5 separate regions of the Homo sapiens genome follow, and regions 2, 3, 4 and 5 are each linked to region 1. Evidence: chromatin contacts called from ENCODE Hi-C or POLR2A ChIA-PET data. All regions are on one chromosome and are shown on one strand. The core of a region is the stretch at or near the end of the contact, and the rest is flanking DNA. Distances in the headings are between cores, read along the strand shown. Region 1 has its middle 63 kb from the start of BTG1-DT. Region 2 has its middle 58 kb from the start of LINC02404. Region 3 has its middle 87 kb from the start of LINC02397. Region 4 holds the start of LINC02404 (long intergenic non-protein coding RNA 2404). Region 5 holds the start of LINC02397 (long intergenic non-protein coding RNA 2397).

The links. Hi-C counts contacts between places; a loop is a spot of excess contacts on that map. ChIA-PET counts read pairs that join two places held with the same protein, here RNA polymerase II (POLR2A). Pooled maps may share reads with other maps.
Region 2: a map with no recorded cell type shows a loop between it and region 1 (2.0-fold over the local background). The contact joins two enhancer-like sites. A Hi-C loop is called at or near these places in 1 of 168 maps with a recorded cell type or tissue (naive thymus-derived CD4-positive, alpha-beta T cell), 2 of 37 single-sample maps with no recorded cell type and 7 of 50 pooled maps. POLR2A ChIA-PET finds 5 or more read pairs at or near these places in 2 of 52 experiments (endothelial cell of umbilical vein and naive thymus-derived CD4-positive, alpha-beta T cell).
Region 3: a loop to region 1 is called in a pooled map, with 3 times the contacts of the local background. The contact joins two enhancer-like sites. A Hi-C loop is called at or near these places in 1 of 168 maps with a recorded cell type or tissue (CD4-positive, alpha-beta T cell) and 8 of 50 pooled maps. POLR2A ChIA-PET finds 5 or more read pairs at or near these places in 4 of 52 experiments (CD4-positive, alpha-beta T cell, T-cell, activated naive CD4-positive, alpha-beta T cell and 1 more).
Region 4: a loop to region 1 is called in a map of CD4-positive, alpha-beta memory T cell, with 8 times the contacts of the local background. The contact joins the promoter of LINC02404 here to the enhancer-like site in region 1. A Hi-C loop is called at or near these places in 2 of 168 maps with a recorded cell type or tissue (CD4-positive, alpha-beta memory T cell and naive thymus-derived CD4-positive, alpha-beta T cell) and 9 of 50 pooled maps. POLR2A ChIA-PET finds 5 or more read pairs at or near these places in 4 of 52 experiments (CD4-positive, alpha-beta T cell, CD4-positive, alpha-beta memory T cell, activated CD4-positive, alpha-beta T cell and 1 more).
Region 5: a map with no recorded cell type shows a loop between it and region 1 (5-fold over the local background). The contact joins the promoter of LINC02397 here to the enhancer-like site in region 1. A Hi-C loop is called at or near these places in 3 of 37 single-sample maps with no recorded cell type and 10 of 50 pooled maps. POLR2A ChIA-PET finds 5 or more read pairs at or near these places in 2 of 52 experiments (GM12878 and activated B cell).

Annotation. Positions count from the first base shown.
Region 1 is chr12:92,207,468-92,210,075 of GRCh38, reverse strand. No RefSeq gene overlaps it. Among named protein-coding and RNA genes, the nearest start is that of BTG1-DT, 63 kb to the right of the region's middle. RefSeq lists an enhancer at 943-1,032. Within about 2 kb of position 1,300, at least 12 of the 41 ENCODE cell types and tissues checked have a DNase peak (open chromatin) inside an H3K27ac peak, as active enhancers do; they include CD4-positive, alpha-beta T cell and GM12878, where a contact is called at or near this core.
Region 2 is chr12:91,816,401-91,819,008 of GRCh38, reverse strand. No RefSeq gene overlaps it. Among named protein-coding and RNA genes, the nearest start is that of LINC02404, 58 kb to the left of the region's middle. Within about 2 kb of position 1,293, at least 3 of the 41 ENCODE cell types and tissues checked have a DNase peak (open chromatin) inside an H3K27ac peak, as active enhancers do.
Region 3 is chr12:92,552,220-92,554,827 of GRCh38, reverse strand. No RefSeq gene overlaps it. Among named protein-coding and RNA genes, the nearest start is that of LINC02397, 87 kb to the right of the region's middle. RefSeq lists enhancers at 1,188-1,377, 2,507-2,608. Within about 2 kb of position 1,312, at least 19 of the 41 ENCODE cell types and tissues checked have a DNase peak (open chromatin) inside an H3K27ac peak, as active enhancers do.
Region 4 is chr12:91,873,983-91,876,590 of GRCh38, reverse strand. It overlaps LINC02404 (long intergenic non-protein coding RNA 2404), which reads right to left and starts at 1,288. Exons shown (of 3, transcript XR_945201.2): 1 at 1,187-1,288.
Region 5 is chr12:92,465,429-92,467,928 of GRCh38, reverse strand. It overlaps LINC02397 (long intergenic non-protein coding RNA 2397), which reads right to left and starts at 1,250. Exons shown (of 2, transcript NR_144532.1): 1 at 927-1,250. RefSeq lists enhancers at 66-125, 906-995, 1,196-1,345, 1,102-1,609 and a silencer at 1,322-1,616.

The sequences.
Region 1 (2,608 bases), core at 51-2,550:
AATGGGATCAAGGGAGGGCAATAACAGATCTGCAAAGGAGAGAAAACCTAATCATTCAAAAGCAGTTCTGAGCATGAAGTAAGTAATATGTCCACTCAGAGGTATTGTTAATTTAGGATCAAAGTCTAAAACTGGAGTCCTGCGGACAAGCTGGAGAACAAATTTAGGCATAGGGCTGGTTGAGTGGAGCACCTGGAGCCAGAGAAATGCAGAGCAGCAAGGCCCAGCAGCCCTTCCTGAGGATGATACAGATAGTGAAGAGAGGGTGGAAGGAAGGAAGCAGAATGGGATGGGGGCGTGAACATGAAGTGAACAAGAGAAGTTGCTAAACATTTCCCTCAATACTTGGCCCTGTGGATCACTTGCATCTGAATCCTCTGGGAAGCATGTTTCTGGCCGGGTGCAGTGGCTCACACCTGTAATCCCAGCACTTTGGGAGGCCAAGGTGGGTGGATCACTTGAGGCCAGGAGTTCAAGACTAGCCTGGCTAACATGGCAAAATCCCATCTCTACAAAAAGTACAAAAATTAGCCAGGCATGGTGGCTCCTACCTGTAGACCCAGCTACTCAGGAGGCTGAGGTGGGAGGATCGCTTGAGCCCAGGAGGCAGAGGTTGCAGTGAGCCAAGATCACTTCACTGCACTTGAGCCTGGGTGACACAGTGAGACCCTGTCTCAAAAAAACAAAACAAAAAAAAAACTTCTGGAAAACATGTTTCAAAAACAGATTCTCAGGCCCCACCCCAGACCTCCTGAATTGAATCTTCACAAGTGAAGCCTAGGAATGCAGACTTTAAAAAAAAATGCATTCTAGGCAGCTTTTATTGCATTTTGTATTATTTACTTATTTATTGAGACAGTGTCTTGCTGTCACCCATGCCCATGCCATAGTGAGTGGTGCGATCATGGCCCACTGCACCCTTAAACTCCCAGGCACAAGCGATCCCCCAACCTCAGCCTCTCGAGTAGCTGGGACTACAGGTGCACACAACGACACCCAGTTAATTTTTTATATTTTGTAGAGACAGAATCTTGTTGCCCAGGCTGACCTCGAACTCCTGGGCTCAAGTAATCCTCCCACCTCAACCTCCCAAAGTGCTGAGATTATGGGCATAAACCACTGCACCCGGCTGGGATATAAACTTTATACACGGTCCCCAAGTATCTGAAGCACACTTATATTTGTGTGCTAAGCTCCTTACTGGTATTGTTTTGCTTAATCCTTCAACAGCTCTATAAAGCATGTGCTATTCTTATCCTCTCCCCACAGACAGGAAACTGTGATTCAGAGAAGCTGACTGACAAGGCACAAAGACAAATGTGGCAAAGTCCAAACGCAAACTTAACACATTCTGATTGCAGATTTCTGTGATAGTAATCACTCTAGACCAGAGGTCTTCAGACTTTTTCTACAAAAGGGTCAGTTAATAAACATTTAAGATGTGTGGACTAAATAGCCTTTGTTGCAACTACTCAACTTTGCCACAGAGAACATGTAAACAAACGGACACGACTAGGTGTTCCAATAAAACTTTACAAAAATGGGCAGCAGGTCTGAAGATGCCTGCTGTTGACTAAGCATTGCTTTTCTTTTCTTTTCTTTTTTTTTTTTTTTTTTTTTTTTGAGACGGAGTCTTGCTCTGTCGCCCAGGCTGGAGTGCAGTGGCACGGTCTCGGCTCACTGCAAGCTCCGCCTCCCGGGTTCACCCCATTCTCCTGTCTCAGCCTTCCGAGTAGCTGGGACTACAGGCGCCCGCCACCACGCCCGGCTATTTTTTTGTATTTTTAGTAGAGACGGGGTTTCGCCATGTTAGCCAGGATGGTCTCCATCTCCTGACCTCGTGATCTGCCTGCCTCTGTCTCCCAGAGTGCTAGGATTACAGGCGTGAGCCACCACGCCCCGCCTAAGCATTGCTTTTCAAAGTGTCATGCTCAGAACAGTAGGATCCTAGGAACTTGTTAGAAATGCAGACTCTTACTCATTCCAGACTTGCTGAATCAGAATCTGCATTTAACAAGGTCTCAATGTAATTTTTATGCACATTAAAGTACGCGACTTCTACTCCAGGGCATTTACAAAGGACTTCCCTGAAAGCTGCATTTAATGCCTTTGCTGTCCCTCCTTTTAGGTGCATGAACTCATCTTCTGATAGTAACTGTGTTGATTGCCTTCCACAAAAGTTAAAAAGTAAATAAAGCTGGGTGTGGTGGCTCATGCCTATAAAAATCCCAGCATTTTGGGAGTGCTTGATCTCAGGGTTGAAGACCTGCCTGGAAAACATGGCAAAACCCCATCTCTACAAAAAATACAGAAATTAGCCAGGTGTGGTGGAGGGTGCCTGTAGTTGCAGCTACTCTGGAGGCTGAGGCAGGAGGATTGCTTGAGCCTGGAGGTTGAGGCTACAGTGAGCCATGATTGTGCCACTGCATTCTAGCCTGGGTGAAAAAGTGGGACAATGTCTCAAAATAAATAAATAAACAAACAAACAAATAAATATAAAAATAACTTATTAAATTGATAGTGCTTATTATACATGCTATCTTAAAAACAAAGATATAACATCACAATTTATATTTACCTTCTAAAAAGTACTGAGGTAAGTAGATAA
Region 2 (2,608 bases), core at 44-2,543, 390 kb after region 1:
ATGCCCCAGCCTGTTGATTCCATAAACTTTCCTTAGCTTTAGGTTATACACAGGGTTACATCTCAAGTGGAGTCTTGTCTGCCTGTTTACTAGACCACTTTAGAGATTGTTCAAACCCAAATAGCCAGGAGAGAGATGGGAACTTAATTTGTTTCAAGCTTCAATGGCTGGAGGCTAGACAGACTCTCAGTTTCCCATGGGTGGACTACTAAATGTTTTCAACCTTGGTGAGCAGCAAAGACGTTGTACATACACCATACAGCAATTTCCCAACAAGTACAGATCACACTGAAATGACAGGGTTGCCTGTTCAATACTGACTGAGACCCACCTACCTAGGGAGTTGAGCAATTCTTTGCTTGTTCAGTACTTCAGTCCTCAAGTCAGTTAAACAGAGCTCCTCACACACACGACAGAAAGTACAGCAAACATGCCATGTACCAAACATGATTGGGCTATTGCCTGTTCTCCTCTCCCTTCACCTTCACCAATCCTTACTGGAATAGCTTTTAAAGTCCTTTCTGTTGACCTGGAAGCCATTATTGTAACAAGAGGTTAAAATCAGGGTAAATTGAATTGCTATGCATGACTGAACCCAGTCATCTGGAAGAATGACTCAGGCAAGAATTAAGTTTGAAATTTGAATGTGTTAAGTGGCATAATATGGAAAAATTACTGTTTTGTTAACTATGTCTAAGAAAAGATGGTAAACTGAGTATATCTCAAACAATTTGATTTAATTTAGTTCAGTGTTTATGAACACTAATTATATGGCCTTGAATTGGGCTACAATGAAGGAAAGACATTGAAGGAAAAGAGAATAGATTTCCCCCCTTAAGAAGTCCAGAGTTTGGGAGCTGACTGATTCACATATGCCAGTGAAATACCTGTGATTAACACAGACCAGCATGTAATAAACATTTACAAATCTTATTAGGTGGTGCAAAAGTAATTGCAGTTTTGCCATTGAGAGTAATGGTACTATGACTGCTATGTGTCAAGTATTATAAGAATGCATGAATACTTTTATTGTGCCTAGGGGAGATGTATTAGAGAAGGCAATACATTAGCAGATTCTTGAATGGTAATCCTGCCAGTAGGGAGCAAGGGAGGACATTTAGACAGAGACTGCATATATAAAGCATCCATGGCATAACAAACAGCCATTTCAGTGGTGAAAAGTCCAAGTCTTTCTTGGCAGGCCAGGGCATATTTGGCAAGAGAACTGTCCACAGTAGTCCAGTCCAGACCTCATTGTCCTAGTCCTGGTGTAGACTGGACCAAGATAGCTTAAGGCAGTGTTGCCAGAGGGAGGATTTAAAATACAGTTCGAAAAATGCAGCCAAAGTAAGCAAAAGGTGGTGCCAGTGGTCAAGTTCGAAGAGTCAGCTGAAGCTGTAGGTGGAGTAATGAGTAATACAGTAAAAAGTAAATAGGGATAGGAAGCAGTTCCAAATGCAGGTTTAGAAATAGGGCAGGAGGTCCATTTCATTTGGATCATGCTTACTGACACCACTGAAAATGGATGAAAGAGAAAAAGCAAAAGGATCAGTTAGAAAACAATTGCAAAAGTCAAGCAGGAGATGAAAAGGACTTGAAACAAAGCAGTATTAGTGGAGTCAAGTGTGAGAAAAGTTTTGGAGACAGCATGCATCACACTTGATAAATAATGAATATGAGGTTGAAGAGACAGACCTAGAAAATGCTCCAATCGTGCTCAGGGACAATGTCTTGCAGAATGTGAAGTGCACATTGAACCTGTGGCTAATAAGTATTTACTCAAGGGCTAGAACACATGAGTTTTGGAACCAATGAATGAAAATTATCATTAGCCTCTCAGTATAATTCTTACTGACCAACCCACTTGTAGATTTACATTTTCCATTACCTTGAACTTAGGTTCTGCCAAAGTACAGGTCTTAATTCTCAATGGGGGAATGTTTTCATCAGTGGACAGTTATAGTTTTGATAAACTTGGAGCTATGACTTACTACCATATTACTTTGCAGTCCTATGCTAATGGCCCTAAAGGCAAAGATTTAGGGTAAAATGACCCTGATAATAAATAAAGATGGAATGTAATTAGTTCCAAAAGAGAACAATGAAAAAGAATACCATGAAAATCCAGAGGATAGAGAAATTTGGTAACATTCAGAAATGCAAAAATGGAAAGCCAAAAGATGGGCTTTCATTCACAAGCAATCATAAAAATTAATAAGGACAGGCCTGGTGTGGTGGCTCACACCTGTAATCCCAGCACTTTGGGAGGCTGAGGCAGGCAGATCACAAGGTCAGGAGATCAAGACAATCCTGGCTAACAGGGTGAAACCCCGTCTCTACTAAAAATACAAAAAATTAGCCATGTGTGGTGGTGGGCACCTGTAATCCCAGTTACTCAGGAGGCTGAGGCAGGAGAATGGCATGAACCTGGGAGGCGGAGCTTGCAGTGAGCAGAGATCGCGCCACTGCACTCCAGCCTGGGTGACAGAGTGAGACTCTGTATCAAAATAATAATAATAATAATAATAATAAGGACAAATAAATAATAATGTCAGAAATTTACATCTCTTTTTTTGTATGAAAATGTTTACAAATAACGTTTTGAAAG
Region 3 (2,608 bases), core at 63-2,562, 340 kb before region 1:
GGAAGTCCATTTGGCCTATACAGCTCTTATATCAAGAGAAAAATTTCTCCCAAATTTTCTCATCATTCTGAATGAACTAAGGTCCTCAAAAAGTGCACACTCAGTTCTCTTGTTGGAGACAAGATTTATAAACAGTTTATGCACCACACATTTAGTTTTGCCACAGTGGCAGCAGCAGGATAAATAAAACTAGGCCTTTTTGTTCAGTGATTTAAAATGTAAGAAAATGAATGTGCACTTGCATTGTTATAGGGGAGGAAGGAGAACGTCATTCCTGAAGAGTGCTGAGCAAAGTTTCATTTCCTAAGCTCAAATCCCTTTGCTCCTCTTTTGGAAAGCCCATAACTCCCCTTGGGAGATATAATTTTTCTTGTGGAGTAAGGAAAAAGAACTAAGACTTACTCTCATTAGAGAAGCTGGAAGTCTTGGTTCCTGGTTTTCATTATTTTGGGTTTCTGTTTGAAGATGTGTAATCTTGGAAAACATTTAATGGTGACCTTGGGACTTTCTGCTTGAAGTTTTCAAATGATCCAGATGACCATGTGAGACAGAAATCCTCTCTTTAAGGAGCATTTTAGGAAGACAATAGGACTTAATGTCAGAGCCTGGGAGTTGAGTCTTGTCACCATTATACTTATTGTGTGGGTTTTAGCAAGTCACAGAAGTCATCCTACAGGACGGTGAAGAGCCGATGAATCTGGTGTTTGGTGATTGCCAGGCACTTTGACAATAGTGATTATTGATCATTGTTCTGATTATCATCGTTTTTACTCTCCTGGTAGATTTATTCTTTGGGGGAACTTGTTTTCCCCAACAGACTTACTTATTTGAGGTTTTTGTACCATTCTTATTTTGGAGGAGAATGTTCTAGTTACTGAATTCAATATAACAAACATTTAAATTTTAAAATAAAGAAGATTACGTATTAGAAGGGGTTAACAAGATAGGTTGGTATTAACTTAATCTCACATAAATTGAGGAAAGAAGCAGGAAGAAAGTGCATGCCATGAGTTAACAAAGACTATGTAGCATGAATTCTGTCAGGGAGAACCATGGAAAAGACTCCGTGGGGAAGTGGTGGCAGAGAAAAGAGCTCTGTTACCTGCACAGGGGTGAGACAGGCTGGAAAGGCCCTGGCCAGGAAGTAGACCGACCTCCTGTGAAGGGGCAGGCACAGGACACGTAGGGGTCAGGCAGGAAGTCCAGACCAGCACGTACAATATGCCTCTGGTAAGTGTGGCAGTGGCCAGCATGGGATTTTCCAGCATAGCTGTCAGCATCAGAGACCGAGAGCAGAAGGAAGGGCAAGTTTCCACAAGCCCAGTGACAGGAGCACGGGAGTGAGTGATAATAACAGCTTCTGGCAGCCAGGCAGTAGCTAATCAGGACCAGAAAATCTGGCATGAGTAGCAGGGTCTCAGAAAGCTCCCCCACCACTATCTTCTACCCCTACACACACACACACACACACACACACACACACACACACACACGTCTCCACTCTCTCTTCTGTTATAACTATTTATTGAGCAAAGGCTCTAAAATCAGAATGCCTGTTTGAGTTCTGGTTCCACCATGGAATGGCTGTGTGTCCTTGGAAGAGTTCCTCAAACCCTCTGTAGCATGGGTCTGCTGACTATGTAGGGCTCTCCAGCATCGCCGTGTTGTGAACGGGAGGGGTAATCATGTGTAGGAGTTGTGTGCCAGAGTCTGGCCCATAATACATGCTCAACAAATAGGTTGAACAGGAATGAAACTAAGAGATCAGTCTTAGAGCCAAATCTGGGCTCACACATGAGAATCAAGATGGCTCTCACAACAGAGATGTAACGTGGAGCAATGGCAAGCCTTGGCTAGTCGTGGATCTCAGAGGGTGGAGTTGGTTACCTTGACATCTCTTTTGTCTGAATTGGGGTTCATTCTATAGATTGGCATAGGGTTGGGCTTCAGATGAGGGTCAAGGAGAGGGATGCAGCATCTAGAGGCCTGGCAGGTACACAGTCCCATAGCGGGTAGGAGTGCAACAGAACAGCATTCTGGGGTGGTGGCAGGGGCTGCAACAGGGTAAAAAACACATAGGCAGGCTGGAAAGTCAGATGATAAAGGCTGAGGAGTGAGTGGGTCACTAGAAGGTAAAAACAGCCATCCAATCATCTCCAAGAAGTCCTGAGGTCAAATTCCAGAGAGTTGGAGGTTGGCCAAAAAGATAAGCAGGATTGAGTGAGGACTCTTGGGAAGCAGGCAGACTTGAGTAGGCTGTTGGTTTAGAAATAGATGGTGGTAGTGAGGGAGAAATTAAATAAACAAGCATGATTTGTGGTACAAGTTACAGAAGAGAAAGGAAGACAGGGATCAAGTGCTGGTGTGGAGTTATTTATGGAATGAAGGAATAATGATTCTTTGATCACATTAGTAGTTAATGTTTGAGTATAGATAGGTGGAGGAAGGTTGCAGGAGGGAGGAAGTGTTCCTCTCCCAAAAAGGGAGGGTGAAGATCTAGAGAAATAAAGAGGTAGAAAAGGGAGAAATGAGGAAGGCTTTCTCTGATGGCCTCATTCTCAGTGAAGAATGACACAAAGTCATTCTGGAGGGGGCAGGGGAGGTGCAA
Region 4 (2,608 bases), core at 39-2,538, 330 kb after region 1:
TTTACTGAGTGGCTACTATGTTGTAAGCATAATTATATCCTAGTTCAAAGTGACTTGAGCATGAATATTATGAGTTTCTGCTTTCAACTCATTTATATGCTATTAAGAGAAATAGAGAGAGGAAGGAAGGGAGAGAAAGAACAGGGTATGGTGGAAATCTAGAGCAGGGAGGAATAAACTTTGCCTGGGGCAATTGGTCAAGTCTTCCAGGAGAGGAAGAGTTGATCTGGGTTCTGAAGGATGGGTAATACTCAACAGGCAGTTAATGGGAGTGTAAATTACTTCAACCATTGAAAAAATTAGCATGGTGATTCCTCAAAGAGCTAAAAACAGAACTACCATTTGACCCAGTAATCCCATTACTGGCTATATATCCAGAGGAATATAAATCATTCTGCCTTGAAGACCCATGCACGTGAATGTTCATTGCAGCACTATTGACAATAGCAAAGGCATGGGATCAGCCTAAATGCCCATCAGTGACAGATTGGATAAAGAAAATGTGATACATATACACCATTGAATACTATGCAGCCATAAAAACGAATGAGATCATGTCTTTTGCAGGAACATGAATGGAGCTGGAGGCCATTATCCTTAGCAAACTAATGCAGGAACAGAAAATCAAATACCATATGTTTCACTTATAAGTAGGAGCTAAATGATGAGAACTCATGGACGTACAAAGAAGGAAACAACAGACACTGAGGCCTACTTGCGGGTTGAGGGTGAGAGGTGGGAGAAGAGCAGAGAAAATAACTATTGCATACTAGGCTTAGTATCTGGGTGAGAAAATAATCTGCAAAACAAACTCCTGTGACACAAGTTTACCTATATAACAAACCTGCACATGTACTCCTGAACCTAAAATAAAAGTTAAAAAATAATCAAATGGCAGAAAAGATAATAAGGACATTACAGGCAAAGTGAGTAGTTCTTGCAGAACAAAATTTATGGAAGGAATGTTTTAATTAGGAAACTAAGAAAAGTTCAGAGTGACTGGAACATTGAGAGAAATAGGGAGAGAAGGGGCATATTCATTTTTGACTGCTGCATAATGAGTGATCACAAACTTGGTAGCTCAAAACAACACTGTATTAGTTAGGGTTTTCTAGAGGGACAGAACTAACGAGAGAGAGAGAGAGAGATAGATAGATAAAGGGGAGTTTATTAAGTATTAACTCACACTATCACAAGGTCCTACAATAGGCATCTGTAAGCTGAGGAGCAAGGAGAGCCAGTCCAAGTCCCAAAACAAGAACCTGGAGTCCAGTGTTTGAGGGCAGGAAGCATCCAGCATGGGAGAAAGATGTAGGCTGGGAGGCTAGGCCAGTCTTTTCACGTTTTTCTGCCTGCTTTATATTCCAGCTGGGCTGGTGGCTGATTAGATGGTGTCCACTCAGATTAAGGGCGGGTCTGCCTTTCTCAGCCCACTGACTCAAATGTTAATCTCCTTTGGCAACACCCTGATAGACACACCCAGGATCAATACTTTGCATCCTTCAGTCCAATCTAGTTGACACTCAGTATTAATCATCACAAACACGTAGGTATTATCTGAAGACTTTTATGGGTCTGGGTATGGGTTAACTGGGTCCTCTGTTCATAGTCTCATTGGGCTGAAATCATGGAGTTGGCTGGGGTTATAATCTCGTTTGAGGCTCAGGGACCTCTTTCAAGCTCACATGGTGATTGGCAGAATTCAGTTATCTGAAGCTGTGCAATTGGGAAAATTATTTCTAACTAGCTGTTAACTGGAGACCCCTCTAAGTCCTAGAAGTCACCCACACAGCCCCTCCATAGGCCCTGTCAGAACATGCCAGTTTGCTTCATTCTGAGGCCAACAGAAGAGCTTCCCTATCCCATTTCCGCTTCCCTTAAAGCACTCATCTGATTAGGTCATGCCCACCCAGGATCATCCCCCCTTTTGATGAACTCAAAGTCACATGATTAGTAGTCAGTGATATCCCACCATATTCACTTACTCTGCCCACATTCAAGGGGAGGACATTATAACAGGTTGGGGACTCCAGGAGTCAGAATCTTAGAGCTCTTTCTATCACAATCGAAGTAGGAAAAAGCTGAAGGAATCCAAAATTTGAACTTTCTGTAGGCCCTGTCACTATCCATCTAGTTTTGAGTCCCTTCATTGATATACACTTTTATCTATAAAACCTTCATAGAGATGGTCTCAGTCTAAATAAATAATATAACTAACAGAATTCTGCACACTGCTTTGCACATATATCTATGGTATGAAGTTTCTTCATACCAAAGCCACTCTGAGGAATTCACACTATTCTTCAGGGTGAAGAATGGAAAGTTTGTTAACATTGTTAAGAAGGGAGGGAACATGATCAGATTTGCTTTTTGCACTGGGCCAGGATGATGAGCAATCTGGCCTCAAACTCACTACTAATTTGTATTTTAATTACCCTAATACAACACATGACTAAGAATTTGATAATACTTAGTTTTTATGATGGAAAATTTTGAACATATCAAAATAAACAGAATGATATATTTCCCCATGTCCTGACCTTGGTTTTGGTAGTTATCAACTATCAATGTCATGTTTGTTTCACCTTTCCTCTTTTCCCATTTTCTC
Region 5 (2,500 bases), core at 1-2,500, 260 kb before region 1:
AGACATTTCAAATTTTAAATTCTTCTCCCAACTCCTATACCTGGCTCTTTAATGTTATAAAAATCAGAGGATTCCACTAGGGGGGATAAATGTTTTGAAGAAGTAATCCATTGATCACTTCCTCTCACTCGACATGTTTAACTAGATGGAATCAATACTTCTTAGCCTAGCAATGGGTTTGTAAAAAAAAAAAAAAAAACGGTAACACAATTGGATGTTGTAAGGCAACTTAGGATAAAAGGATCCTGTAGACAAATTCCTCCTTATCCCTTACCCCACCTGTGAGCACCTTTGATTAAAAGTCAGATCTGTATGGATATATTAAGTCACCAAATTCATGGAGGTTAGGGCACAAATCTTTTTTTTTCATTTTTCAGTGCATTTACTTGTCATCCAACACCTGCCCTAATGACACACACAGAAACAAAGAATCTTGAGTTTTAAACTGAGCACAAGAAATTGAAAATATAACTATGTAAAACATCAAAAGTCCCACCCACTTTTTAAAAGAACTTGCTTAATTCAAGCATATTTAAGAAATAGTGCCCCTGTCTAACACATTTCTATTACATTAGCACAGTGCCTACTTGCAGGTTTTATTTCTTGCAGTTCAATGAGTACAGTATTTCAACTGGAGAACTCGAAACAGACACAAAGGCTTTTTTTTTTTTTTTTTTTAGTTAACCCTTCAGAGAAAACATGCAGGGACAATCACCACTTCTTCATTTTCACTGTCACCTGGATTCACAACCATGCAGCCAAAGACAGTTTCAGATGGGCAGATGGCCCTAGTGGTTAATAGAGATGAGAGAGGGAAAAGAAATAAATGAATGCTCTGTTTTCTGTGTAAGCAAATAAAAAGGCAGAGGAAACAAAAGGAATGAACCAGCCAATGGGGTTGAATCATCGAGTCCCTCTAAACATACCTTGACTTTCCCATGCAGGGATCTACTTCCCCGATAGCCAGTTCAGCGTGGATACTCATGCCGATGAGCCTAAGAATGTTTGCCTGTCAGAGATAAACACTGCATTTCTGCCTGCTGCACACAGAGTTGCTGGAACCTGACAATGCCGTGTGCGAGTAATAAGCCATCATGAAATGGTGAAAGAGTCAGGGCTCTTGAATTACGCTTGCTTTATATGGGTTGAATTGCACATCTAGGGCAATGTTTGGCCAAGTGAACAGGGCATGCAAAGACCTTGCTTCCTCTCTGTGCTGTGGGGAACTGAGACTGTGCCGGGCCTGCAAACGCGGTGAGGAAAAATCCATTTGAATGCTTACTGCTGAATGGTGCTGGGCATTGTCAGCTTTTGTTTACTTCATCTTACATGTGAAGATCGCAGCTGTTCCTTTCAGTAAAAAGAAGTAGGAGAATGTAGCAACCAACCTCACATTTTCCCCTCCTCCAAATGTTTGTGGAGCCCAACAGCTGTCTTTGCAAATCCTGTCACTCAGGATTGGAATGGTTCTACATAATCAAGAATGGAGTGGTGAGGCTGAGATTGTTGGCTGGCTCGAGGTAGCAGGTGGGAATGAACTGTTCTCTTAATGGGCTCACTTGGTCTGTTCCTGCAGGGACTGACTCAAAAAAGAAAAAAGAAAGTTTAAAGGAGGCGATGAAGGAAAGTTGAACACATATGTCTTGTATTTCATACGTATAGATCTGAATGGCTGTGAAGCATGAATTCACTGGTTGTTAGAATTGTAAGGGATTTGAAAGGTCCTATTGTCTAGGAGTTTTCAAATTATTTTTAGCAGCAGAGGTTTTTTTTTTTTTCTTTCCTCAAATGAAGTCTTAGACTAGGGATATTGTGTGATAAATGAAAATACCTACATAGAATAAGCGGAAGCATCAATGGAAAACTGGGCTGGGTATAAGAAAAGCAACTTCAATAACAAATGAGCTCAGTTCTGGTAACAGGGCGGGAGTCATGAGGACTGAGGCAAATTGGATGTGCTTGGAGAGGACGAGTGCTCCTCCTTCTCAGCACAGCCACGCACGGCATAAGGATGTTTTGGTCAAGAAAGACTGCGTGTATGATAGTGGTCCCAGATTATAATACTGTATTTTTATTGTACTTTTTCGATGTTTAGATACAGAAATGCTGACCATCGCAATGCACAGGAATGCCCTAGGATGGCGGCCAAAGCCTTCCGTCTCCCACCCAGCCCATTTTCCTAACAAATGTGCGCATTTAACATTGTTTTTCATCCCCAAGAATGGGGTATCAATAGAATCTACAAGACCAAGACTTAAATGAAATGAATCAACAGTAACACAAACAGTAGCAATTTTCAATTAGAAATTTAAGGAAAGCTTCATAAAATGTTCATAGAATTCTGTCTCAATTCACCTAGCCCATTTCAACTGTAGCGTAGACGTCTGTTGTTAACAGCCTTAACATCTTTTTTGGGCTTTTTGCAAATATGAGTACAATTTACGTCATTTATTCCCACCCAATAGATTAAATGCCAGGAGTCTGGAATACAGAGAAAAAA